2 separate regions of the Homo sapiens genome follow, and region 1 is linked to region 2. A link is a loop called in an ENCODE intact Hi-C map of the cell type or tissue named here. Cell type or tissue: heart right ventricle. All regions are shown on one strand. Each heading gives the region's core, and the rest is flanking DNA. Links, peaks and the distances in the headings are about the cores only.

What was found. Hi-C counts contacts between places; a loop is a spot of excess contacts. Peaks named below come from ENCODE experiments on the same cell type or tissue, not always from the same donor. Only the 100,000 strongest peaks of a DNase experiment are listed, where the experiment ranks them.
Region 1: it touches region 2 in a loop (2.5-fold over the local background); 3 of 110 quality-filtered maps call a loop at or near these places.

The regions. Positions count from the first base shown.
Region 1 is chr2:121,823,332-121,839,166 of GRCh38, reverse strand. No RefSeq gene overlaps it. Among named protein-coding and RNA genes, the nearest start is that of LINC01823, 41 kb to the right of the region's middle. In heart right ventricle, for the core only: no CTCF peak of the experiment used is centred there; DNase peaks (open chromatin) are centred at 6,223, 6,632 and 7,136; H3K27ac peaks cover 2,521 bases.
Region 2 is chr2:121,967,240-121,983,074 of GRCh38, reverse strand. The region is part of intron 2 of LOC105373592 (a long non-coding RNA gene); the gene reads right to left. Among named protein-coding and RNA genes, the nearest start is that of LINC01823, 180 kb to the right of the region's middle. RefSeq lists an enhancer at 6,511-7,018. In heart right ventricle, for the core only: a CTCF peak has its summit at 7,858 (motif pointing left); a DNase peak (open chromatin) is centred at 7,864; H3K4me3 peaks cover 433 bases; H3K27me3 peaks cover 409 bases.

The sequences.
Region 1 (15,835 bases), core at 3,992-11,991, 140 kb after region 2:
GTATCTGGGATTACAGGCATGCACCACCACACCCAGATATTTTTGTATTTTTAGTAGCGACAGGGTTTCTCCATGTTAGTCAGGCTGGTCTCGAACTCCTGACCTCAGGTGATCTGCCCGCCTCGGCCTCCCAAAGTGCTGGGATTACAGGCATGAACCACTGTGCCCAGCCAACAATGCCTTCTTTTGAATACCTCCTGACTGACCTGCCTGAGTCTGTTTTATGGTTAACTTTTTTTATAAGTAGGAGGAGTACACTGTAAAATAGCAATTTAAAATATAGTAAATACATAAAGCAGTAACAGTCATTTATTATCATTATCAAATGTTATGTTCTGTACATAATTGTATGGCTAGACTTTTATATGACAGGCAGTGCAGCAAGCATTTACTTCAGTGTCTCCACAAACACATGAGTAATGTGCTATGCTATGATGTTATGATGGCTATGATGTCACCAGGTGATAGAAATTTTTCAGCTCCATTATAACCTTATGGGAGCACTGTCACATACACAGTCCATCATTGAACAAAATGTCCTTAGGCGACATATGAGTGTATGTGCGTATATATGTTCTGCTTCTCTGCAGAACCCTGACTAGTACAACTCCTCTGTTAAAAAGGAGTTGTAAAAAGGAGATGTAAAAAGTCCAACTACCCTGGTGCCATCAGGAAGTCAAGCAGTTCAGAGAGCCCATGTGTCAAAGAAGTGAAGAAGCCTCTGGATGATTTCAGACCCCAGTCATTTGAGTCTTCCTAGCTGAGGTCCAAGACATCATGGAGCAAAGTCAAGCAGTCCTGGCAGTGCTCCCTTTAAGCTCCCGACCTGCAGAATCTGAGAGCATAATAAAGCAGCAGTGGCTTTACATCACCAGGTTTGGGATTTCTGTTACACAGTAACAGTAACTGGTGTGGAGTCCTCATTAGTATGCAACAATGAGGAAGGGCCCCCAGGTAGGGGAGAACAATGTTCTGAGAGATGGGAGATGGCTGATTACATACAATCCACTGGCACAACATTCTTTTCCCAAATACCTCCTTCTGCATGTAGCCTCTTCAGCACGAACTTATAAAACATCCTTCCAGCCCCTGCCTCTTGGCAGACAGCCCCTTCTCTGCTGTACTGCCCATTGCACTCTTGTAACATATTTTCATACTTTCTCTAATAAACCTGCCTTTTTTTTAACTACAACTGTCTTAGTAAATTCTTTTACCACCCACGATGCCAGCCCTAGCCAGTCGCACCTGCAACAACTGGAGCATCAGGTCACTGCAATTCAATTTGAAGGCCCTCCTTTGTAGCATACAGCTGTTAATAAGGTAGCAATAGCAGTGCTTTAGAGGCAGCTGACTAAGCACTTGCAGCTGGGCCAGGAAGCCTGAGTTCATCACAAACAGCTGAAGATAGAACTCTGCTAAGCCCTGCTGTGCTGCCTGTTCCCTGGGCAGGCACCAGCACCTCTTATCAGACAAGGCTACGTCTATACTTGCCACTCAACTTTACCATAAGCCCTTGAAGACATCAGCCACTCCCTGCAAGTTGATGAGCATCTCTACCTCCTTCCCTATCTGAGTCTTCTTTGCTGCAACCAGAATGAAACAGTCAGCCACACAATGAAGAGCCTCTCGGTCATCGTTTTGCAGCAACTGCTATATACCAAGGACTGAGACAGAGAGATGAAAAAGAAGTGGTGGTCCTTGCCTTTGACGAGTTCACAGTCTAGTGGGAAGGACATATAGATCCCCTTGAAGCTCACTGTCATTTAGACTAGCTACAAGCTACCTGGGTCCACTTCACCCACCTCCAGGCTTCAGGATGGAGAGAAATAAAACAGGCCCACCTGGACACAAGTAGTACTAAAAATAATCGGTGTTTGCTTTCACCAAGTTCAGGAAGAAGAGCTACAAAACCATAGATCTATCTTCTATGTTTTTATTCCTAACAAATCCATCCCAATTAGGCGAAGAACCTCTTTTTTCCCTCATTCTAAAGTTCCAGCTGTTTCCAGCTTCATAGAGACCCTCTCTGTCTCACCCCCCAGATCTCGTGAACAAACTCATGTTTGTGAGTTTATAATTCTCAATTGTTTCCCCCATCAGCCACAACCTCCTAAAACCGAAGCAGCTTCATGCTTGCCGCCTGAACTCAGATCACAGGCTTTTGGCTCTCCTCCCTTGATCATTCTCGTTTTTGTGCCGGATGTTACAGACCCTGTCAGTATCAGAAATGAGGAATGCCGCCTCACATGAGCGCATGGAAGACACACACACTCATAGTCCTGTAAGCACGCGCTCAGCCAAAGAAGCTCCAGGATGGCTGAGATGAGAACAGCCCTGCATTTCAAGCAGTCTGGAGTCGATTCTAACCAGGTCTTCTGCAAATCCCAGCAACACAGATAACAACATTGCTGACACTCAGGCAGGCTTCGTGCCTTTTCCTTTGGTCTGGCATTCAGTATATCTTCCCGCTATAATTAGATCACTGGAGATTTGGCCAATGAAAATAAGATTTATTCTGGCCTCCTCTTCCTCCCCAGCTGCACCTCGAGGACTCACGTTTGACTGCTTAATCCCCTGAATCAGGTCTCCCCTCTGGGCTCAGAGTGAGAAAGCAGGGCCAGAAGACATTCCCTTCTAAAGAGAGCTCCCTCCTAAACCTTGTCAATTGCCTCCTGGCTCCAGAGGAAAAATTCTTTTTTCCTATTTTGCTAAAGTAAAAAAAGATTCCAAATTTTTGTTTAATTTCTGTCCTGAAAGTATTTTTAAAAGGAAATTTTGGGAGAGTTCAGGAAAAGTTCAAGGGCTTATGAATTCTGTAATCATGTGTTGTTTCGTTTTGTCTCTTTGGTTTGCAGACTGAGTTGTTTGCTGACTTTGCTTCCCGCCACCTCCACCTCACCACCCCCGCCAGTAAACCTGTCATTTTTCACCCAGAGCAGTCACCCAACCCAGACTGGAGAGACCCCTGGGGCAGGGAGGGCTTCGAGGCACACCAGGAGCCCCTAAACCAGCTGGCTTGTTCACCCTCTCTGTGCCTTGGTTTCCTCATCAGGAAGTGATGTCCACCTCCTAGGGTTTTGAATGGATGAGATGAGATGGCAAGTGCCATCCCTGCACCTAACACATGCTCAATAAACGTTATCTGCCTCCCTCTCTCGTGGCTCCATCTCTCAACCATTTTTATGGGGCTCTAAAGCTAACAACCCAAGGAAGACTATGATGTCAAAGTCACAAAGGCGAAGACATTAAAGGTACAGAAATGTCTATTTGAGCAGGTGGTTGTCGCCTCAGAGCCCCTCAAAGCTGTTTCTGCTCCTCCTGCAACCCTTGTTTTAAAGCCATACCCCACTCCCCCACCCCCCAACACCCCACCAGCCATACTTTCCATCTCCCCACCCACACCTGCAAGCTGCCATGGGTCAGAGAAACAGAAGGGGAGGAGGGGAGGAGGAGGCAGAGGCGTGTGGAGAGGTGTCTGGCAGCCGGTGAGACCCAGAGAGAGTGAAGGGGAGGTGGGGTTTTGGTGAGCTGGGAACATTCTTGCACACATTTCCAGTTTGAGTTATAACTTGACAGTGAAAAATTGAGAGGAACAACCAAGAAGGTAGATGGAGGTGGGCGCAGAAGCCGGCAAGAATATGAGGACCCATAAGAACGAATGTCCAGCTCAGGGAGGGAGTCTCTCCAGAAATAATTTCAAAAGTTCAGCTTTTAAAAAAAGTGAACACAGGAGCTTAATGATACATAATTTATGAAGGGCAATTTTGTAATATGCAGCCAAATTCTTTAAAATATGTGTATACTTTTAGCTAGCCATTTCACTTCTAAGAACTTATTCTAAAGATTCCAAGTGCAATGTGGGGACCTGGTTTCACTCCAGCTTCAAAGAGACTAACTGTGAAAAGACATTTGTGAGGCCATGAAGGAAGTTTGAATTCTGGCTGGATATTTGATGGTAATCAGATTATTAATAACTTTTTATTAACTAAAGTCAATATTTTATTCAGATTGCCTTGGTTTTTTAAATATATTTTTAATTGTATCTGATTTTATTGTTAGTTGTGGCAAAGTACACATTACATAAAATTTACCATCTTAACCATTGCTAAGTGAACAGTTCCGTAGTGTTAAGGACGTTGACATTGTTGTGCAGCCAACACCACCATCCATTTTCTGAACACTTCGTTTTTTAAAATTTAAACTCAGCTGGGCGCAGTGGCACATGCCTATAATCCCAGCATTTTGGGAGGCTGAGGCGGGTGGATCACCTGAGGTCAGGAGTTTGATACCAGCCTGACCAATATGGTGAAACCTGCCTGACCAATATGGTGAAACCCTGTATCTACTAAAATTACAAAAATTAGCCAGGCATGGTGGTGCACCTGTAATCCCAGCTACTTGGGAGGCTGAGACAGGAGAATCGCTTGAATCTGGGAGGCAGAGGTTGCAGTGAGCTGAGATTGCACCACTGCACTCCAGCCTGGGTGACAGAGTGAGACTCCATCTCAAAAAAAAAAAAAAAAAAAAAAAATTTAAGCTTAATACCCACTAAATAATAGCTCTTCATTCCCTCTTCCCCTGGTCACCTCTATTCCTTCTGACTCTAAATTTGACAACTCTAGGTACCTCATCTAAGTGAAATCATATGGCATTTGTCATTTTGTGATTGGCTTATTTCACATAGCATTATGTCCTCAAAGTTCATCCACATTGTAGCATGTGTCAGAATTTATTTCCCTTTTAAGGTTGAATAATATTTCATTGTATGTGTATAATACATTTGTTTATCAATTCATTTGTTGATGGACACTTGGCTATTGTGAACAATGCTGTTATGAACATAAGTATACAAATTTCTCTTTGATAAATTGCTTTCAATTCTTTTGGGTGGAATTATTAGGTGTTAATTCTGTTAACAATTTATAATTTCAGTATGTATAATTATAAATTTATTCAATCATATTATAAATTCATACTGAATTATTTATGGGGAAAAAATAATCTGAGATCTTAGACTTGCATTAACTATAGCAGTAGTGACAGAGTGTAAAATTAAACAAGACTGAACATATTTCGGTAACTATTGAAGCCAGAGGATGGGTAAGCGAAAGTTCACCAGCCTAGTCTCTACTTTTGTGTCTCTTTGAAACTTTTCATTTAAAAAAAGTTTAAGCCGGGCGCAGTGACTCACGCCTGTAATCCCAACCCTTTGGGAGGCTGAGGTGGGCGGATTACCTGAGGTCAGGAGTTCTAGACCAGCTTGGTCCAACATGGTGAAACCCTGTCTCTACTAAAAATACAAAAATTAGCTGGGCATGGTGGCAGGTGCCTGTAATCCCAGCTACTTAGGGGGCTGAGGTGGGAGAATCGCTTGAACCCGGAAGGCAGAGGTTGCAGTGAGCCGAGATTGCACCACTGCACTCCAGCCTGGGTGACAAAGCAAGTATCCGTCAAAAAAAAAAAACATGCATTTGATGTCACAAGCAGTGTCCCCTTCATGTTCCCTAGGAACTACCCTATGACCTCCCTTAAAGTGAGCTCCCAATAAGTGCAGAGTGGAGTGGCATGATGTGGGGTGTAGGAGGAGCAGCACACTGGAGAGGCAGTGGGAGTGTCTGACAGGGCCGGGCCTGCACTGCCACTCAAGCTCATGGCCTCCGTGCCTCATCTGTGCAATGAAGAATGGAAGCTCATAATCCCCAAGGCCCCTCATATCTAAAATGGGTTAGTTCCAGTCTATGATTTTATGAAGGCTTGGAACCCAGGTCATTGTTAATAACGCTCCTTTCCAGTACTGTATTTGATGAGTTGAGTGTCTACGTGCACTGATTTAGGGGAGGGGAAAAAGAGCACTAGATTGATTTTTAGAAAAAATCAATTTTTGAAAAAAACTTAGTAGCAGTTTTTAAAACCACACAAACTTTTTAAAGAACTGAATTCAGCTAGGGGAATTTTCTTCTCTTAAGTAGGCACAGAGTCAGTCATTCAGTATCTACTGGGTTTTCTTTTTCCCAGGGAAAGTTTCTTTTCTTTGCTACGCATATATTTTCAACCTCCTAATTTGGGTATTAATTTGTCAGTCCTCCCCACCGTGGTTCCCAAGGCTTCCCAGCTCAGGATCATTTGTGACTTTAACAAAGGCACTGTTGGGCTCTCTGTCCTGGATCATTAATAAACCGGCTTAGGGAGGCAGGGGTCCCACACCGCGCTGGCGTGATGGATGACGGTGGAACTTCACCTTCATTTCAATTTCCCTAACTTTCTAAGCCACACTATTCCACCCCTCCTCCTGGATCCCATAGAAACCATCATTTTTCAGGCAGCTTCGAGGAGAAGCTCATCGTCCTGGCTGCATCTGTTTCCTTCCACATCTGTTTTCTCCAGATCTTCATCATTCATCTCCATTTTCCCACAGCATCTCTCTGTCCTTCCCTGTAACTTCTAACGATGTCACTGGAGCCGCTAACTGTCCCAGTTTGGAGAAATCTGCATGCCACTTTGCACCGGAGCTCCATTTCATTCTTCCTTCTTCATCTGTGCACTGGGGTGTGCACAGGAAGCTTTCCTTTTCTCAGTATCCGCCACCAGCTGGGCTCACACACAACCCCACCACCACTTCCCATGGGGGAGCAGCTCCCTTAATGACATCACAGTTGGATTCCATAATTTTGTGGTCATTTCAGTTAATTAAAGAAATCTCATTCTGGTTTTTAAGGCTCAGTCCTGTTCATTTTACAGCTTCAATCTCATTTTCTATTCAAAGCACTCCCTGTCCACCCCTCCTCCAGCATAGGCCAGGTTCATGGGCCTTGGAGTTGGTCGGGGGCCTGGGGCAGGGCTGATTTGTTAACCTTCTCTCCCCTTCCCAATGTTCATCCCTCTGGGGATGGGTGGGAGAGAGAACAGCTGCCCTTGCATGACTGCCCAGGAGGCTGCAGCCCTCTCCTAGCCTCATGCTCTTCCAATTAAGAGACACAGGGTCCCTCAGGAAATTCACCATATCTCCCAACCGAAGCCTAACTATGGGCCTCTCTCCACATCTGTCTGATGACAACATCTCTGGCTTGGGCTGGAGACTGAGGTCCCAGCCAGTCACACCCATCCACCCACTCTCCGTGGAGCCTGCAGGCAAGCAGGATCCAGCTCCTCGGTCTGCCAGGGACTCGGAGGGAGTGGTCTCGGCCCTGCTCTCAGCTGCCTCCCATCAAGCTCCAGCGCAAGAGTCCAGCAGCATCAGGCCGTCTGGTGGGTCACGTTTCCCAGAAGCAGACTCTGAGATGAGAATTTGTGAACAAGTGAATTATGAAGGCGTGCTCCTGGGGAAAACCTGTCAGGGAGTAAGGGAAGCCAGACGGGGAAGAGGAAGGAGCCAGGAAAGGTTCCCACTTTATCCCAGGCAAGTGTTAAGGCAGGGGTCAGCAAATCAGGGCTCGGGAAGCTAAGATCAGCCCACCAACAGTTTTTGTGTGGTCCATGAGCTAAGAAATTTTTTTTTTTGAGACAGAGTCTCACTCTGTCGCCCAGGCTGGAGTGCAGTGGCGCAGTCTCAGCTCACTGCAACCTCCACCTCCCAGGTTCAAGCGATTCTCCTGCCTCAGCCTCCTGAGTAGCTGGGATTACAGGCCCATGCCACCAAGCCCAGCTAACTTTTGTATTTTTAGTAGAGATGAAGTTTCACCATGTTGACCAGGCTGGTCTTGAACTCCTCACCTCAGGTGATCCGCCCACCTCGGCGTCTCAAAGTGCTGGGGTTACAAGCGTGACCCACCATGCCCAGCCCTAAGAATGATTTTTAGATTTGTAAATGTAAAATGTAAAAATCTTTAGCCTCCTGTGATTTTGTCTCTTGACCCGCAAAACCTAAAATACAGAAACCCTTGAACAAAGTCTGTAAAATATATTTTGGGGATAATGGGGAAAATGATCCCATGAACTGGTGTTGGTGACACTGGAGATGTCAGGGATGTAGGCTTAATTAAAGTAGTCCCCTCTTATCAGAGGTTTCACTTTCCTCCATTTCAATTACCCACAATCAACTGTGGTCTACAATGGAAATTGGAATTTTAGGAGTCAACAATTCCCAAGTTCTAAATTGCACACTGTTCTGAGTAGCATGATGAAATCTCATGCTGTCCTGCTCCATCCACCTGGGATGTGAATCATCCCTTTGTCCACCATATCCACGCTGTAAACACTACCCTCCCCTCCCCACCTCTGCCCTCATTACTGCATAGGAAGAAGCATAGTGTATATAGGGTTTGGTACTATCAGTGGTTTCAGGCATCCACTGGGCATCTGGAAACATATCCCCAGAGGATAAGGGGGGTACTATTGTATTTAGAGTTGAAATGTCAACATGATTCTAATTTACTCTAAATACTTCAATAAAGAAGATGAGGCAAATATGGTAAAAAATGATTAAGTCGAGGTGATAGATTTAATTACACCAGTCTCATTACTGTATGTTTGAGATTTTTTAATTAAAAAATACAAAATTAATACTCATCTTCCACTTTTCACCTTCCATATCTAATCCATCACCTAAGTCCTGTCTATCTTACTCTCTAAATCTTTCTCAAATGTGTCCCTTTTTCATTCCTGCTGCCATTTAGCCCAGCACCTCATCAAAGACCACAACCACATAGTGGAGGCTGCAGAGGAAGACTGCTTCAGCCCAAGAGTTCAAGGCTGCAGTCAGCTATGATCACACCACGGCACTCTAGCCTGGATAACAGAGCGAGATTCCATCTCTTTAAAAATAAATATAATTAATTAAAATAAAATTTTGAAAAAAAAATTTAAAGGCTGAGCAAGGTGGTTCATGTCTGTAATCCCAGCACTTTGGTGGGGCAGTGAAGGAGGATAGCTCAAGACCAGGAGTTCAAGATCAGCCTGAGAAACGTAGCCAGATCTTGTATCTACGGAAAAAAAAAAAATTATTTAAATTAGCCAGGCATGATGGTGTGCCTCTGTTGTCCTAGCTACTCAGGAGGCTAAGGCAGAAGGATCGCTTCAGCCCAGGATTTCAAGGTTGCAATGAGCCCTGATCACACCACTACACTCCAGCCTGGGTGACAGAACAAGACCCTGTCTCTAAAAGAGAAGAAGAAAAAAGGCCACACAGTAGTGCAGAGCCACTTTGTATGCGGATAAAACACCCAACATGACGCCTTCTTCCAGCAAACAGTCCCTAAGTGCCTACTATGTGCCAAGCACTGTGCTAATCCCTAGGAGGCTGGTGGTGACGCAGCAGAACTCTGCCCTCCTGGAGTTCCCAAACCTCAGAATCCCCCTTCACTAGCACCACTCACCACACCCATGGGGTTCACAATGATGTCCCTGGGTCATTGAGAAAGGATTACGTTACACCTGGTGTATCCTGTATAGGAAGACAAGGGTTTATGTCACCACACCAGAAAGCTTTCCATGAAAATATTCTTCATTTCTTTTTTAACATTGGCTACTGAAAGTGGTGCCCTCTCACCCGCCTTGAAAGGCCACTCCCAGAAGTCATTCTGCCAAATCTGGGTCCTCAGGACTCCCTCCCCCACTGCACCCTCCCGGCCTCCACATGCCCCATGGGTCTACACAGTGATATACTGGTAAAGCTTTACAAACTGGCTCTCTGGAAAAGAGAGAAAAGCCCCAAGTTGTATGTTTGCCAATTTCTGTGGTGTAAATACTCCCATTTACAGGATGCTACCAATGACATACTGGAACACAAAACTGGGGAGAGATGCACAGTAGCACACACAGTATTTCTGTAACCACCCAGCCACAGTAAATGGAAATAACCTCCAGGGCATTCACTATATGGTAGCAAAATAATGGGGAAGTGATGAGCTTTGAGTATTTGTTATCTTTTTAAAATATAATTTAGGCCAGGCATAGTGGCTCACACCTGAAATCCCACCTCTTTGAGAGATTGAGCCCAGGAGTTCTAAGACCAGCCTGAACAATATAGTGAGACCCCATCTCTATAAAAAATCAAAAACTAGCCAGACATGATGGTGCAAGCCTGCAGTCCCAGCTATTCCAGAGGCTGAGGTGGGAGAATCGCTTGAGCCTGGGAGGTCAAGGCTGCAGTAAACCGTGATTGCACCACTGCACTTAGCCTGAGCGACAGAAAGAGACTGTCTCAGAAAAAAAGAAAAGAAGACAAGAAAAAATTAAAATAGAGTTTATATCATTGAAGCTTATATAATTTAATTTTTAATAATGGCTGAGTTTAACAACTGGCTTGCAAAATTCCTGAGCATTTAATAATCATCTCCCACGAGCGCGTATGAGCCTGCCCCAGCACACTCTGGGTGCCACTCAAAGGAAGCCCTTCTGCTTCCACTGGGGCAAAGGATTTTGAGCTTTTTTTCCTAAGGTTTTCCTCTATCCCTGAGGCTTCTTCTTTCATTGGGAGAAAGCTTGCTTCACCCACCGCCACATGACGTCAAACTTCAAAACGAAGGTGAATGAGCCACACATATTACTGACATCATTCCCCTTTGTCGCGCTCGTGTGAATCAATTCATACCGCAGAAACAGGTGCGGAGGCAAAGCTCACTTCAGCTATGGCTCGGAAATAGTTAAGCGGAATGAAAATCATCCCCCTTCCCCCGAGAAGCCTCATATCCCTGCCGAGCCCTCGTGGAGGAGTGCTGGAGCTTCAGGAATGATGGAATCTAAAACACAGCCTTCTTTACTTAGCAATATTCATCCCTCATTAAGCAAGCCTATATTTAGGATTGCTTATTTCTTCAGGGTGAACATTTTCTCTGCACCTGCTTGGCATGAAAAAAGAGAAATGAGTCATTCGTTTCCAAGAAGGAGCCACTTGGCACCATTTACCATTTCACCACACACACACACACACAAACACACACACACACACACACACACCTTCCAAATCTACAGTTCATCTGACCAAGAAAAGTTATAAAACCAACACGAAAAGACCCAAACCTCAAATCCTTAACAAGTAATGAAAATCCTCGGTGCTCATCAGGGATTCTTCCATTTGCTGACCATTTGCATGTTGTAAAACCCTCTCTCCTTTTCATTATCAACTCAGTTTAACAAATGTTTAAGTAATTACTGTGTGAGGCCCTTGGAGCTGGAAACCCAGTAAAGAGAATCTGTTTAGAAAGACTGAGGTTTATGTAATTCAATTTAGAAAGAATTTCATTCATGTTTTTAATATTTTTCTAACTTTTTTTTTTTTTGAGATGGAGTCTTGCTCTATCACCCAGGCTGGAGTGGAGTGACACAATCTCAGTTCGCTGCAACCTCCACCTCCCAGATTAAAGCGATTCTCCTGCCTCAGCCTCCCGAGTAGCTGGGATTACAGGCGCCTGCCACCACACCCAGCTAATTTTTGTATTTTTAGTAGAGACAGGGTTTTACCATGTTGGTCAGGCTGGTTTCAAACTCCTGACCTCAAGTAATCCACCCACCTCGGCCTCCCAAAGTGCTAGGATTACAGGCATGAGCCACTGCGCCCAGCCAATATTTTTTTAACTTTGGTTCCTGAATGTGGTGAGCTCCTCAGCTATTCTCCCAAGGACTTGGGACCTGAGGATCCCTCTCTTCAAAGAGAATAGGGGAGACAGACATAGAGATGAAGTACTGGTAGCTTAAAAGCATCTGCATTCAAAATCTGTGCAAGTACAGAAGTAGGACAGAGAAGGGAATCATTAACTCTCATAGTCAGGTTCTGGAAGGCCAGGGATGCCTTCCTCAAAAAAAAAAAAAAAAAAAAAAAAAGGTGAACCTGAGATGGGTTTTGAAGGATGCATGGAAGTTTGCCAGATGAACTAGGATTGAAAGGCCCTTCCAAGAGAAAAGAATAAGAAGCACTAGAGAGACTGCTCAGAAGGCCATTGAAAAGAATTTTAGGCCCGGCACAGTGGCTCATGCCTGTAATCCTAGCAGTTTGGGAGGCCGAGGTGGATGGATCACTTGAGGTCAGGAGTTTGAAACCAGCCTGGCCAACATGGTGAAACCCCATCTCTACTAAAAATATAAAAAATTAGCTGGGCATGGTGGCACACGCCTGTAGTCCCAGCTACTCAGGAGGCTGAGGCAGACGACTGGCTTGAACCCGGGAGGTGGAGGTTGCAGTGAGCCGAGATCACGACACTGCACTAAAGCCTGGTGACAGAGCAAGACTCAAAAAAAAAAAAAAAAAAGGGAATTTTATACAAGTGGAGTATCCCACAGTGCTCTAGATCAGGGCTTCTCAACCTCAGCACTACTGACATTTTGTACTGTATAGTTCTTTGTTGTCAGGGCTGTCCTGTGCATTGCAGGATGTCTAGCAGCATCCTTGGCTTCTACCCTTTATATACCAATAGTATCAGCCCCCAGGTTTTATTAACCCCAAATGTCTCCAGACATTGCTGAAGTCCCCTGGGGTACAAAATCACCCCAGCTTGAGAATCACCACTCCAGGCATTATTCTTGCTATAACACTAGGATAGAAATTTAGGCAGAGGGGACACTGTGGGGAAGCAAAATTGATATTCCCCTGTCCTGTGGTCATCATATCTGTGGCTTTCCAAGCATCTCACAGCCTGGGGAGGTTCAGTGACTGCTGCTCTGGGTAATTGAATGGATCAGGGTAATTGGCAGCATCATAAATATCAAGGGCAAATACAAAGGCCACGGGACAGGCCAAGGAACCTGGACTCCAAGGCCGCAGCTCCCTCTCTGCCCACACCATCCATCAGGTGAGGAGCTGCAAAAGGCCCCCATTTCAGAAAGACAGTGATCTGGGGGAGTTGCAGGGAAATTTGGGTGCAGAGCCAGACCGAGGTTAGAGGTGCAGTTCATTTATCCCCAGCAGCTTTTTGCTCTGTGAGTAATGGCAGGAATGGCCCTGGGTAGTGCACAGTCTTCAGAAAGAGCCAAAGGGAGAAACAGCTTGTTATTTCAGTGGCTTAGCTCCATCTCTGGGATGTGGGTGGTAACTAAGGACTCATTCGCATTCCCTATCAGCGTGCAGCTCCTGCTCAGAGTCTGGGAAATACTTGTGGCTCTAGAAAAGAAGTCAGTGGCCCTGTGCTAGAAGTGGAGAGAGGGGACAGAGGCTTCAAGATGAGCCAGCTTGTGCCCCTGGGACAGAATCCTGAACCAAGCTTCGGAGCTGCCGGATTCCTGGTCCCTGTTTCCCGCGTGATTAAATCTGAAATTACTTGACACAGTTTCCAAGTTCCTGGGCCTCTCTAGCTTTGTCTCCCATCTCTACCCTTCACGCCCAAAGGTCTCCCTGCCTACAAAAAGCTACTTACGGTTCCCAGAGTGAGCCCCACAGCTGCACTTTGCTCATGCTGTTCCCTCCATTCAAATGCCCTTCCCACTTGCATCTCCACCTGCCTGGCAAACACTGCATAGCTTGAATACTCGTTCAGAGGCTGAGCCCCTCTTGGCCCCACCCTTCAGGTACAATTGTCCCCTCCCACCACTTCCTGTGCAATCTCTGCCAGCACACCATGTCTCTCCTTGTCTGTCCCTCCAACTGTCCCCTGCTCCTGCTCCTGTATATCTCGTGACCATGTCCTCCTCCTCCTCCTCCTGACTGCAGCACCCAGCACAGTCCCTAATGAAGAGCAGGTGCTCCCATGTTTGCTGAACAAATAAAATCACTCCCCATCCTCTCACCACACATCCCGGAAGGGTAATGCAGGCCTGCTGCGTCCCACCTCTACGGCTGGGTGTATGTGTGTGCCCACAGGTGCACACACCCTTGCACTCACTCCAGGACTCTCTTAACCTTTGACTTTTGCTGCATTCAGCTCTCCTACTCTCTCAGCATGACTTTCCTCTAAGCTAATAGAGGTCACTCTTTCTACTTGAAGTGTGAATGGCTAACAGTGCACATGCTCCTACCCCAGATAACCAAGGTATTGTAGTTGGACCTTGGGCACCTTTGCAAAGAGGAGGTGCCAGTGATGTGTGTGAAGTGTGGCCCTGGACTGGCACCGAGGGACAGCCAGCTGTAACATACTCTTTCCTACCCTGCTACAGGGAGTAAACAGGCTGCTTCCTGCAACAGACAGGGCTGGGACAGATGTTGGTTGCCTTGGGAAGAAAAATGCAGGTGTTTTTTCTGGGCATCTGGAGTGTGTGGGGACTAAGTCAGCAACTGACAAGTAATGAATGGTAAAGCTTCCCCTGGGAGTCCATGGAAGACCAAGTGAGGATGATGCTAAAGGCTTCCAGATCCAAGAAAACATATGGCTTGCCCTCAAGTGACTGGTGAGACTTCAGGATGCCCCAGAAGGATTCAGTGAGAAGTAGGGTTAGGTGAGGGACAATCTGCAGATGTAGCAGTTTATGCTGTTTTATTCTATTTTTTTTTTTCTAATAACCTTCTCTCTCTACCCTCATTACCAGAAGTTATTCATGAGAAATATAGGGCTCCCCAGGAGGGCTGATATCCCTATGAGGAGGTAATGAAAATATAGCAAAATGCCCCACAGTGAGGACCCCAGGACCTAGTGTCAGGGCATCCCTAACAAAGCTACAGCAGGGATTTCAAGGTGGTGCCAGGCCCACCTTTTGCATCCCATGGCTCACACCTCCATGAGATCAGGGACCCATGACAAGGACTCCCTCCTTGCCCAAACTTCAGTCGGCCTCCTCTGGCCCTCTTTTCAAGCAGGCTTTGTCCAAGCCTCATAACCGAATCCGGTTTTGGCGGAGAATCTTGCTGAGCTAGGTTATTGAAACCCTCCCCAACTTGGCCAAATGAGCTCCTCCTCCTCCACCCTTGAGACTTGATCAAAGGTCTTAGTGATCTTCCCTCCACTCCCTCACCCTGCCCATGGCCTACAAATCCCCATTTGTCCCTGCTGTATTTGGAGTTGAGTTCCATCTCCCTCCCATATTATCATAGCCTTGAAGAAAATATTCCTTGCCATTTTAACAAGCCTCAGAATAATTTCTTTTGTATATCCTGTCTGTCTTATGCAGCACTAGCACAGTGCCTGACACAGAGTCAGACATCCTGATACCTACACCGGTTTAATTAATTCACAAATGCTATGTTAGTGTCTAACAATTTTATCTGTAGTTACTTATAGATAGAATTATTTCTGCCTGGATGCCCCAGAAGGATTCAGTGAGAAGTAGGGTTAGGTGAGGGACAATCTTCAGATGCAGCAGTTTATGCTGTTTTTTTCTATTTTTTTAAATAATCAACCTTCTCTCTCTACCCTCATTACCAGAAGTTATTCATGAGAAATATAGGGCTCCCCAGGAGGGCTGATATCCCTCAAAGGTGGTAATGAAAATATAGCAAAATGCCCCACAGTGAGGCAATGAGAAGGGGAGGAAGACGGAAGCTGAGAATAGACTGAAGATGGTGGGCCAGCTGATAATAAAACGTCCTGTGGAAGGAAGTCCCATGGCATGGTCTCTTCTATCAGGGAGACTATTTCACACTTGGTGGCTTCATACATGGTCACATCTGTTCTGCTAAGGAGTACCTAATGCCCAAGGCTTCCTGGTCAGAACCAAGAACAACGCTCTGCTAACCAAAGAAGGGAAAGATATCCCAAACTGAAAAAGGGACCCATCTCTGTGCTTATATTGTGGCTACTCAGAACAACACCTTTTCTGAAATTTTGATCAGAGAACACCATCTTCTAGCACAAACACCATGAAATGCTGGGTAAATATAGTAAGCAGCCTTTTCAATCTTGACAGAGCCCTGAAAGAAGGAAATAGAACTCCCCAGGGGCCAAGAAAATCCTTGAGCTTCTGCTGTGAAACCTGGCCAGGAGGATGGATTCAGGAAGGGGCATGAGCTCGCAACTCCCGGGGGATTGGGGATTGATGC
Region 2 (15,835 bases), core at 3,307-11,306:
CACCACTGGACTCCAGCCTGGGCAAAAGAGTGAGACTCTGTCAAAAAAAATAAAAAGGAAGGAAGGAAGGAAGGAAATGCCTATATCATCAAAACATACTTCAGAGCACAGAAAATTATCATAAATAAAGAGACACATTACATAATGATAAAAGGTCCAATTCATCAAGAAGACGTAACTATCCTAAGTGAATAAGCTCCTAACAACAGAGCTTCAGAATACATGAAGCAAAAACCGACAGAACTAAAAAAAGAAACAAATCCACAATTAAAGTTGAAGTCATATTGGCTTCTACTCCTGCGTAACAAATTATCACAAATTCACAGGCTGAAAACACAGCACATCAATCATTGCACAGCTTCTGTGGGTGGGGTCTGGGTACAACTTATCTGGATCTTCTGCTTAGGGTCTTATAAGGCTGCAATCAAGGTGTGGGCCAGGGCTGATTTCTCATCTGGAAATTTGACTATGAAAGCTTCTGCTATTAAGCTCCCTCAGGTTTTTGGCAGAAATCATTTCCCTATGGCTATAGGGCTGGGAGCCCCAGACTCTTGCTGCTTGTCGGGTGGATACTTCCCTCAACTCCTAGAAACTACCCTGTTTCCGGCCCCATGGGCCTCTCAACACAACTATTTACTCCTTCAAGGTCAGCAAATGAAATTCCTGGAGCACATCTTCTTGGAAGATGGACTCATATAATGTAACATAATCTCGGAAGTTACATCTGTCACCTTTGCCATATCCTAGTGGTTAGAAGTAAATCACAGGTCCCACTCATACTCAAGGGGAGAGAATTATATGAGAGGGTGAACAGTACACAGGGATCATTGGGTACCATCCTAGTGTCTGTCCTTTACAGAACCTTCAGTAGTCTTTTTTTCTCAATAATCAATACAACTAGTACATAGACAATCATCAAATATATAGGAGAACTAAACAATAGCTTTAACCAATTGGATCTAATTGCTATAAGTAGAACATTTAATCCAATAGCAACAGAATATACATTCTCCTCGAATACACTAATACATATCATATGTATTAGTCATAAAACGAATTTTAACAAATTTTAAAGAATTAAAATCATATAGGCCGAGAGTGGTGGCTCACGCCTGTAATCCCAGCACTTTGGAAGGCCGAGATGGGAGGATCACGAGGTCAAGAGATAGAGACCATTCTGGCCAACATGGTGAAACCTCAGCTCTACTAAAAACACAAAAATTAGCCAGGCATAGTGGTGTGCGCCTGCAGTCCCAGCTACTCAGGAGGCTGAGGAAGGAGAATCACTTGAACCTGGGAGGCAGAGGTCGCAGTGAGCAGAGATCACGCCACTGCAGTCCACCCTGGCGACAGAGGGAGACTCCGTCTCAAAAAATAAAATAAAATAAAATAAAATAAAATAAAATAAAATAAAATAAAATAAAATAAAATAAAATAAAATCATACATAGAATGCTGTCTGACCATAATGGAATTAAACCAGAAACAATAATAGATAACCAAAAAAATCTTCAAACATTTGGAAATTGAAAACCACACATCTGAATAGTCCATGGGTTAAAGAGGAAGTCATAAGGTGAATTAGAAAATCTTTTAAACTGAATGAAAATGCAGATCTGAATTCTCAAATTTTGTCAGATGCAGCTGAAGCAATACTTATGGGTAACTTAGAGTATGGTATGCTTACATTAAAAGGGAAGAAATGCCTCAAATTAATCATCTAAGCCTCCACTTTAAAAAACTAGAAAAAGAAGAACAAAATAGAGCCTAAGCATGTGAAGGAAAGAAATAACAAAGATAAGAGCAGAAAACAATGAAATTGAAAACAGAAAAAATGATAGAAAAAATCTATTAAAATAAGAGTTAACTTTTTTGAAAAGATCAAAAATGAGTACACCTCTAGTAAGAAAAAGAAAAAGAGAAGAAAGATACATATTACTAGTATAAGGATTGAAAAAGGGAATATCACTACAGATGCCACAGAAATTAAAAATATAATACAATGGTCAGGCACAGTGGCTCACACGTGCAATCCCAGCTCTTTGGGAGGTCGAGGTGGGCGGATCTCCTGAGGTCAGGAGTTCGAGACCAGCCTGGCCAACATGGCGAAACCTCGTCTCTACTAAAAATACAAAAATTAGCTGAGCGTGATGGCAGGCACCTGTAATCCCAGCTACTCAGGAGGCTGAGGCATGAGAATCACTTGAACCCAGAAGGCAGAGATTGCAGTGAGCTGAGATCATGCCACTGCACTCCAGCGTGGGGGACACAGCAAGATTCTGTCTCCAAAAAAAAAAAAAAATACATATCTATATATATATATATGTATGTAATAAAGCAATACCATAAACAGTTCTATGCAAGAAAATTTGACAATGGAAATGAACCAACTCTTTGAAAACCAAAATAAATCAATTCATTTAAAATAAAACAGATAACCTGTGTAGTCCTATAACTATTAAATAAATTAAATTCATACTTTAAAACCTCCTGGAAAAGAAATCTCCAGGCCAGATGGCTTCACTGAAAATTCTACCAAACATTTAAAGAAGAAATAACACCAATCTCTTCTAGCATAGAGTTTGACTCATTTTATGAGTCCAGCATTAGCTTAGCTACAAAGCCAAAAGCAGTACAAGAAAATAAAGTAACAGACCAGTAACCCTCATAAACACAGATGCAAAAATCTACAGCAAAATTTTAGCAAGTTGAATCTAACAATATACAAAAAGAATAATAATTATGGCCAAGTGGGGTTTATTCCAGGAGCACAAGTCTGATTCAACATTCAAAAATCAATCAATCAATATAATATACCACATTAACAATCTAAAAAAGAAAAACTTCATAATCATATAAATTGATACAGAAAAGGCATTTGCCAAAATTTAATATCCTTTCATTACAAAAACTCTCAACTCACTAGGAATAAAAGAGAGCTCTACCTCAACTTAATAAAAGGCATCCACAACAAACCTATAGTAAATGTCAAACATAATGGTAAAAGACAGGATGCTTTCATCCTAAAACTGGCAACAAGGTAAAAATGTCCACTCTCTTCACTCTTATTCAAAATTGTACTAGAAGTTAAAGCCAGAATATTAAGATGATTGAGGGAAAAAGTATACAGATTAAAAAAGAAGAAACAAAACTATCCATTTTCATATATAACATGAGTGTTCACACAGAAAATTCCAAGGAATCAAAAAAAAGTAGGGGTAGGGTCTAAGGGTTATAAATGAGGCTAATAGTGAGTTTAGGACTAAGGATAATAAGTGAGTTTAGCAAGGTCACAGGATAAAAGGTCAACATTTTAAAATTAATTATATGTCTGAAAACAAAAAATAAAAATAATACCATTTACAACAACTCTAAGAAAATATTTGGGAATATATCTAACAAAAATTACAGGATTTATAGACTGAAAACTATAAAATGCTGATGAAATAAGTTAAAGAGACCCTAAATAAATGGAAAGACATACAGTGTTCATGGATTGGAAGACTCAGTGTAGTAAAGATGTCAATTCTTCCCAAATTATCTATTGATTTAATGCAATTTCTGTAAAACTCCAAGCCCGATATTTTATAATACAGACAACCTGATTCTAAAATTTATATGAAAAGCCAAAGAAACTAGAATAGCCAGAATAATTTTGAAAAAAAAATAAACTTTCAAGACTCAAACTCCCCAATTTCATAACCTATTATAAAACTACAATAATCAAGACAGCATGGTATTAGTGAAGAAATAAACACATGGGTCAATGAAACAAAATGAAGAGTTCAGAAACAGACCCACACAAATATGGTAAATTGACAATGGTGCAAAGACAATTCATTGGAGGAAGAAAGGATAATTTTTTTAACAAATAATATTGGAACGAGTGGACATTCATATGCAAATGAACGTTGACTTGAACTTCACACCCTACATAAAAATTAACTAAAAATAGATTATAAATATAAACTATAAAACTTTAAATAAACACACACACAGAAGAAAATCTTCATGACCTGGTAATATGGTTTGGTTTTGTGTCCCCACCCAAATCTCATCTCGAATTGTAATCCCTACATATTGAGGAAGGGACCTGATGGGAGGTGACTGCATCATGGGGGTGGTTCTCCCATACTGTTCTCATGACAGTGAATGAGTTCTCATGAGATCTTGATGGTTCTATAAGTGCTTAGCAGTTCCTCCTTTGCGCTCGCTCTCTCTCTCTCTCCCCCTCTCTCTCTCTGTCTCTCCCTGCACCTTGTGAAGAAAATGCTGGCTTTCCTTTGTCATCTGCCATGATTGTAAGTTTCCTGAGGCCACCCCAGCCACGCAGAACTGTGGGTGAATTAAACCTTCTTTCTCTATAAATTATCTGGTCTCAGGTATGTCTTTATAGGAGTGTGAAAATGGACTAATACACCTGGGATTAGGCAAAGAATTCTGAGACATGACACCAAAAGTACTGTTCATAAAAGAAGTGTTTGATAAATTGAATTTCATCAAAACTAAGAACTTCTATTCTTTGAAAAACATTGTTAAAAGAACAAAAAAAAAAGCCAAAAACTGAGGGAAAATATTTGCAATGCATGTAGCTGATAAAGGACTTGTATCCAGAATACATAAAGAGCTCTCAAATCTGAATAAGAAAACAAACCAGCCACAAATGGGCAAAAGATTTATACAGTCACTTTAGCCAAGATGTACCAGTGGAAAATAAGCACATAAAAATATGCCCATTATCATTCATCCTTACGGAAGTATAAATTAAAATAATTAGATACCACTACACACCTGTTAGAATAGCTAATTGTTGTTGTTGCTTAACGGAAAATCCCAAGTGCTAACAAGGATGCAGAGCAAATGGAACTCCTACACACAGCTGATGCAAATGCAAAATTATATGCTTTAGAATATATGATATGGCAGTTTCTTACAATGTTAAACATATCATACCAACCAGAAATCCCACTTCTAGCTATTTACCCAAGGGAAATTAAAACCTATGTCTGTACAAGCACCTGTACATGAACATTTATGGCAACTTTTCCGTAATCACCCAAAACTGAAAGCAACCCAAAGTTTCCTCAACTGATTAATAAACAAACTATGCTACAACCATGCAATGGAACACTACACAACAATGAAAAAGGAGCAAACCACTAACACACACGACATGGGTGAATGCCAGATGCATTATGCTAAGTGAATAATGTCAGACCCAGAAGGCTACATACTGTATAATTCCATTTATATGACATTTTTGCAAGGTCAAAAATATAAGGATATCAAATATATCAGTGTTTGTTGGGAGCTGGAAGAACTTTAGGGGCTACAGAAGAATTCCTTATTCTGATTGTGGTTATACAACTATGCAGTGTTTTTGTTTGTTTGTTTTTGTTTTTTTAATTCTCAGAACTGTATACTAAAAAGGGTGGATTATACTTAAGTTTTTAAATGGAAGGGTGTGGTGTGTGGCACTGTGTATCAATCCTTTTTCTGTTCCTTTACCAGGCACGTGCTGAGCCCTTACTCTGCACCAGATGTGTGAATTCCCCAGTTGTTGGCACCCAAGATGGCACCTCCCTGTAGACCACAGACGGCTGGGCACCCAAAGCAGCATAAGTTTTGCTGCTGCCTCGTCCTCTTGGCCTGATACAACAGAGTTTCATTGCTCAGTTTCCAAGAATGTATTTACTTACAACCCACCAGGAGACCAAAATGAGAGCTCTCCAAAGCAATTTTATCCTCTGGTTTTAAGAACAATTTTGCAATGCCTTTATAGAGCCAGCATGAAACTAAGAATGCATACAATCTCAGTAACAGAAAAGCAGAGTGGGTAAGGCCACACTGCCCTGAGACTCTCCTCCAAGGATTACTTTGGGTCGGGCCCACCCTGATCCTATTGCCTCTCTTCCTGCTCTCAACAGAAACTTGATAAGCACATCAGACCCGTGCTGGAAAACAGGCCTGTATTTTCTCTAGCACGAAGTAATTTCTACCCAGGGACTTTCCTGACACAGTTTGTCAAGCAAATTAGATTGTCAAGCAAATTAAAAGTAGCTGCTAAAAATGTGACCCTGAGCTGCTATATTCTTGTTACTCTGATCAACCCCACCCCTACATCCTGAAATCTGCTTAAGGGCAGCCACCTTCTCCATGGCTCCCCAGTGCCTAGGCCAGTTCTCAGCACACATTAGGTGCTAATACATGGAATCAGTCAGTGAATGAATGAGCGAATATAAAGCCATTCAAAATTCATTTCTTAAAAAGTGTATCTATTAAAGAATTGAATCTACTTGAATGCTTCTCCTCAGTGTCATTGTGGCTGAAGAGACAATGATAGCAGTAAACTCTTCTAACTGATAGGACACTTTTGTTGGGGGCATGGGGTGGACCATCTTTCATATTTGCTCGGCTCAGGAACATTGCATGTGTACAGACACCTTGACAGATCAGGAGGGCCTCCAAAAGCCCTTCCACGTACATAGCTATCAGTGTGACTCCGATATCTACTGGAACAACCCAAACTCTCGACATCTGGGTAAAAGTGAATAAAATCCCTAATTCCAGTGTGTGGAGCCTTCACCAGGATTTTGCAGAATCCCGAGGGACTTCCAGGGGCACGGCCCAGGCAGCTTCTGGGCTGTCTTCCACTCATGCCTCCTCTATTCTGTGCCACATCAACTGGTCCAGATGTGAACTGAGGCTTTCCCCAGTTCTCTCTCTCTCTCTCTCTCACACACACACACACACACACGTACACACACAGCACATAACACAAAACTTTCATGTGAAACTTTGGCAAGTAAACTTCACTGAAGACGAGGGGAGGGGTGTCCATGGGGCCGGCTCCCACAGCATGCAGCCCAGTCAACTCCGAATCAGGTGTCAGGCATTCCTGTTCCCTCTCGCTGACCCGCGCCCAGAGGCCATTGTCCGGACAGCACCCGCACTGGCTGGAACTCCAGGTTTCCCCATCTTGCCTGCTACTCCCTCCTCTTCCTCCGGCCTCCTTCCTCACCTCTCCTCTTTCAAAGGATATAAAACAAATCGTCCTCATTGTCTCATTAAAAGCAGTTTAACATCCTTTTTGTGACCTGAGACCCCTCTAGCACCCTCTTTCTCAGTGGTGTTTCAAGACTTTTCCCAAAGACAGCTCCTCCCCAAGAGGGACCCAGAGCCTGATGTTACAACACCAATGGCCCTGCCCTAGGCCGGGGCACAGCAAGAGCCAGGGGGCTCTGGCCTGGCTCCATCACCACCCCCTCCACGTCAGCAACACCCCTGGCAGAAAAGAGCACAGGACAAGGCCACGCATTCCTTGTCCCCCCTTTCATTAAGTGTCCAAGTAGTTGGATCTAATCCATTAGAGGCCTGGTCCCTCCCTGGTGCAGGACTCATTAAGCCATCACCTCATACCTGCTATGCCTGTCAGGTTCCAGAGTCCTCCCTCTCCCCCTGGCTGTCAGGACCTCAGACTTCAAGTGCTGCCCCCCTTGAAGTATGTGGCACTCCCCTTGAAGTATGTGACACTCCCCTTGAAGTATGTGGCACCCCCCTGTGACCTTCCAGGACCTCAGTGCTCCCTCCCAGGGCTCAGATAGCAGAGTCCAAAGGGAGGCTGCTGTAAAACCGCAGGGAACGTTGCCTTGGGGCTAAGCAGAGAAGCCATCTCTTCCTGGATAACAGAGGTGTAGCTGCAGACCCTGCAGAGTGGGATAATGCACGGTGGCCTCTGAGACCGGACTGCTGGGCCACTGGGCGTGGACCCTTTCGGAGCAGAGTGCACCCTACAGGCACTTTCTGTTTGTCAGAAACATCGTCCTAATAGACTTTGTTAGATCACGACGCTTTACTGCCATCTGCTGGAAGCTTATTATAATAAATACACAAACCTACAGAGTGAATGGTGCCTGCCTTGGTGTGGACTCCAATGGGCAGTGCTTGTTCCCCACAACAGAATGACGACCTGCCCTTGGCCCGGCTCCAGTCCCTGGGCACCGAGACACCAGGAGAGGCCGGGGGTGCACAGTAATGCATCTGGGCATGGGTGAAGCAAAGTCACATGTCCCTTCACCATGCAGCCAGCCCATGCTGAGCCCAAGAATCACATGAGGGAGGAGTCTCATGATATGCTCAGCCTTTGCAGCAAAATGTCCAGAAAAAAATGAATTGCAAATAGGTTAAGGCCCAAAGTAGGCAGTAATACTATGCCCTGGAGAGAAGTCAGACCAAGGTCGGTGTACTGACCTTGTCTTTTGTTTTCTATATTCTTGATGCTTTGACATTGGGGCCCTTGCTTACCCTGGAGGGACTTCCCCTTCCAGAGTGAGGCAGTTCTAAAACTAGTGTGGCCCCTTGGCATGGGGTGCCCCCTCCTCTTGGGAACTGTGAATAACAAACAGTCTTTTCAATGGCAATTCGATCTGTTGGCCTTGCTGTACGCCGAAGTTTCTGTTAATACACTCTACTTTAACACAGTGCATAATCAACATACTAAATAATGCCTGTTTTCAGAAGGAACATATGTGGACTCCAACTGCCATGGCTCTGTCTTTGCTCCAAATCCTAGTAGGATCCTGCTACCTGCCCCACCTGTACCCACCCAACTCCTGGTTTGCCCAGAGCCACACACTCCTCCTTTTATGCATGTTACTTGCTGTGGTCTGGTCTTATTTCTTTCTGGTTTTAGCTGCACTATCTGCCTAGTTTGCATTAAACAAACATTCGAAACTGAATCTCTTATTTTAAAAAGACACCTTTTTACACTCGACCTGACGAGTCTTTCCCCTTGGGGGTGGCAAAGTGTACCTAGGACTCCCAGTTCAGGGTCTGGAATGGGACTCACCTGGCTTTTATCCCAGATCTACTATTCAGTAGCTGTGTGACATCAGAAAAGTTAGGGAGGTAATATGGAGAGTTAAGAACAAGAGCTCTGGGGCTCATTTGTCTGCATGTAGATCCTAGATCTTCTCCTTACCAGCTGGGTAACACTCAGCAAGGTTCTTAACCTCCCTGAGCCTTAGTTTCCTCACCTGTAAAATGGGGACCATAATCATAAAACCCACTTCATAAGTTTAAAGAGGTTAATATTCATACAGTGCTAAAAGCAGACCCTGGTGCAAATTTGTTTAAATTTCTTATAGATGCTTGATATTAGACCTTTGTCAGGTGCATAGTTTGCAAAAATTTTCTCCCATTCCTTAGGCTGTCTGTTTACTCTGTTGATAGTTTCTTTTGCTATGCAGAAGCTCTTTAGTTTAGTTAGCTCCCATTTGTCAATTTTTGCTTTTGTTGCAATTGCTTTTGGTGCCTTCATTATGAAATCTTTTCCTGTGCCTATGTCCTGAATTGTATTGCCTAGGTTGTCTTCCAGGGTTTTTATAGTTTTGGGTTTTACATTTAAGTCTTTAATCCTTCTTGAGTTGATTTTTGTATATGCAACACCGTATTTTCTTAGACGATGAATGTGAATGCTCTTTAGACACTTGCTACTTTGCCACAGTCCCTGCTGCTTCCCAATATCTCAAATTCATTCATGTATTTTACCTCTCTGGCCACTGCAGCCTTAGAGTTTCTGACCCCTACAAGTTGACTGGAGTCCAGGAAAACAATGACTTTCTATTCCAGCAGGCTGGCTTTTTACCATGCCTTCCTGTGCATATTTTATCATTAAAATCATCCATTTTCCCTGGAAGTGCCAGTGATGGGTTTGAGGAAGGTCACAGGAAAATCTAAGGAGCTTATCCTCTTTTTACACCCCTTTTCAGAAAGGCACAGTGGCCAGCCAGTATTCTGTCACTTTGAAGTAGCAGTATAAAGAGGAGCCTGACCACAGGGTCCTTGAAGCTCTGAGCAGTTCCTCCAGAAGCCCCAGGTGAGATGCAGCTGCTGGCTGGGAGCCACAACTTTCCCAGAGCCCAATGCCTGGAGGCCGAGAGCCGGGGGATAGGCTCAACTCCCACAGGGGATGCCACATCCAGGATCACAAAGGTATCAGCAATTCATCAAACATAATCACCACAGATTGTATTCATGGAGGCTGGATAGAATTAGGAAGCTGCAGGCTACAGTGGATGCATTTCTGATTAGAATTTCTCAGCCCTGAGCTACTGAGGATAATGAAAGTCATCACTGGGAGAGGGGCAGAAAAAGGAAAGTAGAGAGAGAAGGAAGGCAGACACCAGTTTGGCCCCCATCCTGATCTCTAAATGGAAGGAGCACAAAGATCCCTCTATAGTTCATTTTCCCTCGGGCTCCTGCAACCTCATCTCTCTTTGAGGACTGGCTGCACCACAGGGGCCCCAGGCCCTCACCTCACACCCACTCAAGGGAATGTCTGGGGTACAGCCCCATAGCTATTTCTCACATATTCCCTGGGTGAGATTTCAGAAGCCCTGCACTAGAGAAAGACAAACAGTAGTAATAAAGACTGCCTTTCACAAGTCTTTCTTTGATGTTTTTAAAATCGTTTTTAAAAATTCTTTAAAAAAAACATATTTTGATATAAAGACCACTAAGGGGCCCCCAAGATTGCAGTTACCTATCATTCATTCTGAAGCGTGGGGAAAGGCGACTGGTGGGAAGGAAAAGTGAGCTAATAGGGGATTTCGCACAAGCATAATGGAGCTACATGGCTCTTATAGGACACATGCCCTATTTTGCATCCTGCCCTATGCTCTGCACGGGACATGCAAAGATGAAAAAGGTAAGCCGCTGTGCACTTGGGACAAAAGACAAGAAACAAAGGACTCCAGCACAAACAATTTGTGCTCAAAGGAGGGATGCCACTGAAACTGGAGGCTAATCTGATTAAGTTGCCAAACTTAACCTTCCTGCCTGCTTTTTTTTTTTAATTTTATTATTATTATACTTTAAGTTTTAGGGTAATGGCTTATTTCTAGTCGATCTTAAAACTCCCACTAGCTTCCTTATAAATAACATCTCTGACTGTGCTTCACGATAGTAACAGTTGCTTCAGGTTGTTTTTTGGGAACTAGCGGTCAGCTCTTGTTTAGTTCAAGCCGGCTGGGACCACAAACTCTTCAACTGGGCCTGCATAGGTACCCAAAGAGGCTTCTATGTCAGAAGGCCAAAAGTTCCACCCTCCAATCATGCTAACACACTTATTTTCTGCACATGTGTCCTATGAAGAGCCATGTAGCACCATTATGCTTGTGCAAAAACCCTTATTACCTCACCTCTCTTTCCCACCAATCACCTTTCCCCACACTTCAGACAACCACAATTTCTCTCCTATAATTACCCCCACACCCGATTTTCAGGGAGGTGGATTTGAGATTTGTTCAACTGTCTCCTCACATGGCAGCCTTGAGAATAAAATCTTTTCTCTTTTGAAAAAAAAAAAATCATCACCACAGTGATTGGCTTGTTTCATGTAGGCAGAAATGAACCTGGTTGCTAACACAAGGGTGCTGAGGGGAGGGTGGCAAAGGCAACTAACTGGGAGAAACCAGGGAAGGCTTCATGGAGGAAGTGACATTGAGATGGGAAAGAGAGGAAGGCTTTCCATGGGGGCACCACCAAATGTCAAAGAGTCCTCTGCAATGGTGGAGGCAGATAGTTAACCACCAAATCTACCCTGGCTGTCTTCCGGTTACAGCCTTGTCAGTGGGCATAAGTCAGCACAGGTGAGCGCCACACTTCCCAGCCTCCCTCTGACAGAAGTTCAGGTCACAGGATGTAAACAGAACTGATGTGCACAATGTCCAGGTCATCTCCAATTTGAAAGGTGAGCCCTTTCAGGAAGAGTTTTAACCAAGGAAGCAGCATGATGCATTTGGTGTTTTTGGAAGTCCCCTAGGACAGCCAGGGCTGAGGGTGAGTAGCCAGGAGGGGAGAAAAGAGCCAGGGAAATTTACAAGAAAGTTCCTTCCATTGTCTAGACAAAAGCAGATGCTCGTCCTGAACTCCGCTAGTGAAGGAGGGGCAGTGAGCAGCAGGACCCCCGTGACAGAGCCTGAGTGCAAGACTGAGGAAGGGCGTGAGTCTGACTCAGTCACCCAACCTCAGTCTCAAAATACAACTTCCTTTCTCATGTTCGCTCCAGCAGTCCATCCTCAAATGCACGGGTGCAGCCCCATATGAGACCCACCCACCCACCCACCCACAGTCAGGACGGCTCTCTTGCTGATGCCACACACCCCAAGACCCATGTGCCACCATCCTGAACATCCCCCAGGAAAGGACTCCATGGATGTGGGCAGCTGAGAAACTGTCCTAAATTCCCTGGGGGAACCTCACCAGGCACATCCAACCCTTCCGAGTCACAGGCAAACCTAAAAAGGCAACCCTCCGGGTGCCTCAGGGCTGTAGGGAAAGGACAGAATATCTCCAAGCCATTGAAAACAACTGAAGACAAGAGAATTATAAAAGAAAATGCTAGATGTGTCCCCAAAATGGTGAGTTAGAGAAGGCACATTTGGCCAGCAAGGATAGGAAAGGGTTGGAAAAGGAGTCCCGCACACATTCGCCTGTTAATAATCTTCATCTATCTCCTGACGCCTCCACAGGGAGGATTTCTCTCAACTGGAAATAAATAACTCAGGGATCAAGGATATAATTGGAGCTCTTGATCCAGAGTGTGACCTTCCACTTTTCTCTATTTATTTTTTAGATTAATCAGAGTCTTTACTGGGCTCATGTCAATAAACAACAGGCTTTTTCAATATATACCACCTGCACATCCAATATATCCAAGAAAATAAAAACATATCCACAGGGATTAGTAGCCATGAATCACCAGGAGCCAAAGAAAAGTGCTGTAGATTTTAATAGCCCCAACTATCTGTCTCTTCTAAATGGAAAAGAGGTCAGCCCAGCCAGCCCATGCTCAGGAAAAGGAAATGTGATATACCTAGCCATATTTTTGATAAAACATTTGCTTGAAGAATAGCTGTGTTCTGATGGCTGCGTCATGCACAAAAACAGGACTTGAAGCTGAAACATAAGCCTATCTGCGATAAAAAAGAAATACAAGGGAAAAAGGGAGCAGGAAGAAAGACAAGAGACAGCAGGAAGGAAGGGAGGAAAGAAGAGAAAGATGAGAAGAAAATCCCAGCAGAGAGCACTTCCTCTTCCCTGTGGTGTGGTTTGGAAAGGCTGCCACAGCTGCAGGGCATTGAGCAACCTGCTCACCTCTTCCAGGACTCAGTTTCTTCAGCTGTAACCCGGTGGAGGAGGCAGGCAAGCGTGTGCGTAGACTTAACAAATGACAGAGGCATCTTTGCAAACCACTAAGGAAAAGACAGATTGTTCAATAAATGGTGCTAGGACATTTGATAACTTAAATGGAAGAGAATAAAATCAGATTCTCATCTCTAACAGCCCACAAAAATAACCCCAGAAGAATTAAAGACTGTTAACAAAATACCATGAGATCTGCAGAGGGAAAAGAGAGCTTTCCTTCCTGAAAGCAATCTGCAGATTAGGGAGGCTCAGACTTCAGTACGAGTGAAAGTGTGCTCGCTGAAGAGCAAAGGGAGTGAATGTTCTTGCCCAGGTTCTCAATCAGGTCCATTTGTTCTAAAAAGGATTCAAACTTGTTCAGTTCAGATGGAACCAAATATTCGAGCTCTGATTGAGTAGTTTCCAACCCTAAAACCAGAAGTTTCTTTCAAACAACTGGATTGGAGTGGGGAAGAGAATGTTCTGGAAGCAGTTTATTTTGGCTCTGGTTATAGGAACTGTTCTGGCTCGGGGATATAAAGCAAAATGTTTGTCAGGAGCTGGTTTTTCTGAGAACCAAGGACATGTGACCATTCTTCATCAGCCCGCATCGCTGCCTGGTTCTGCTTTTAAACTGGAAGCGTCTCTATTATTCACAGGGAGCCTGTCTCTATTAATCACAGAGAGCTTGGAGTCTTATTTTAGTTTTATTTCACAAGGCCTAAATGGAGAAAGGCAAATTTTAAACTTTTATGAGAAAAATAGGCTATCTTTTTAACTCCTACGTAGAGAAGCCTTTGTAAAGAAATCACAAAAAGCATAACCCACATAGGAGAATTTTGGTAAACATAACACATTAAACTTTTTAAACTTTCTTGTAACAAAAAACATCATAAACAGCATCAAAAAACAAAGGCAATAACTGAAGGAAAAAACATTTTTTAGGAAAAAAACACAATTAAAATAAAAACTAGGCAAAAACGAGAAATACAGATAAGTCCCAGAAGAGGAAAACAAATGGCCAGAAACAGGGAAAGATATCAGCCTCACAAGGAATTGGGAAAACTTAAATTCAAACAATAAGACACCATTTTACAGCAAAGAGAGTGGGAAAATCCCTGATAATTCTGAGTGTTGGTGAGAATGTGGAGAAGCAAAAACTCACCTAAAAAGTAGCTGTTGTACCCTGAGAAGCTGATAACCAGAAAGCAATTCCCTTTCTAGGAATATTCAGTAGAGAAGCTCTCACTAACACACACAACAAGATGTCTGGACAATAATATTCCCAGAAGCTTGGCTTACAATATCAAAGATGGTACAAACATCCTAAAGGTCCATCACCAGGAGAATGGCTAAATGGCTTGAGGTATACCTCATCTTTATTTCATTCATACATGGAAAGCTATTCATATATGGAAATCCCAACAACAGGGCTGAAGGGACAAAACGAGGTTCAGGAGGATATGGCTAGTGTGATATGTGATACCATTCGTTTGCAGCAACATTGTAAGCTGCAAAGCAATAGTATGTGTTGTCTGTTATACACAGATACTAGTGCACATGGAAGACACACATGGCTGGTAAGCACCAAGCTCAGGATGCAGCTTACCTCTAAGGTGAGATAGAAAGTGATGAGACTATGCCAGGTTCCATGAAGGAGCATTAGCTGCGTCTGTCATGCTACTTTTTTTTTTTTTTTGAGAGGGAGTCTCACTCTGTTGCCCAGGCTGGAGTGCAGTGGCATAATTTTTTTTTTTTTTTGTATTTTTAGTAGAGACAGGGTTTCACCGTGTTGGCCAGGGTGGTCTCGATCTTCTGACCTCGTGATCCACCCACCTCAGCCTCCCAAAGTACTGGGATTACAGGCGTGATGGCCCATATTTCTCTAAAAAGCTGAATCAGGCTGGCTGTGGTGGCTCACGCCTGTAATCCCAGCACTTTGGGAGGCCGAGGCAGGTGGATCACCTGAAGTCGGGAGTTCCAGACCAGCCTGGCCAACATGGTGAAACCCCATCTACTAAAAATACAATAATCAGCTAAGCATGGTGGCAGGGGCCTGTAATCCCAGCTACTCGGGAAGCTGAGGCAGGAGAATCACTTGAACCTGGGAGGCAGAGCTTGCAGTGAGCCAAGATCGCATCATTGCTCTCCAGCCTGGGCGACAGAGCGAGACTCCGTCTCACAAAAAGAAAAAAAAAAAAAAAAACAAGAAAGAAAGAAAGAAAAGAAAAGAAAGGAAAATAGTATATATTCAAGGTGTTCTGCATGATTTTATATACGTATACACTGTGTCCTGATTACCAAATTAATTAACACATCCTCACCACAAGCAGTTACCATTCGTGTGTGTGTAGGGAGCGGGAGGGAAGTAAGGACACTAAGATCTGCTCCCTTAGATAATTTCAAGTAAATAATGCAGCATGATTAACCACTGTGAGGGATTTAGTCTTACAATCAACTTTCCCTAAAGTACTTCCAGTAAAAAATTATTATTATGAGTATTCCCCCAAAAGGATTCCATTATCCAATGCTTTTAGGAAATAGATATGGTTTGGGTCTGTGTCCTCACCCAAAACTCATGTCAAATTATAATCTCCAGTGTTGGAGGTGGGACCTGGTGGGAGGTGATTGGATCATGGAGGCGGTTT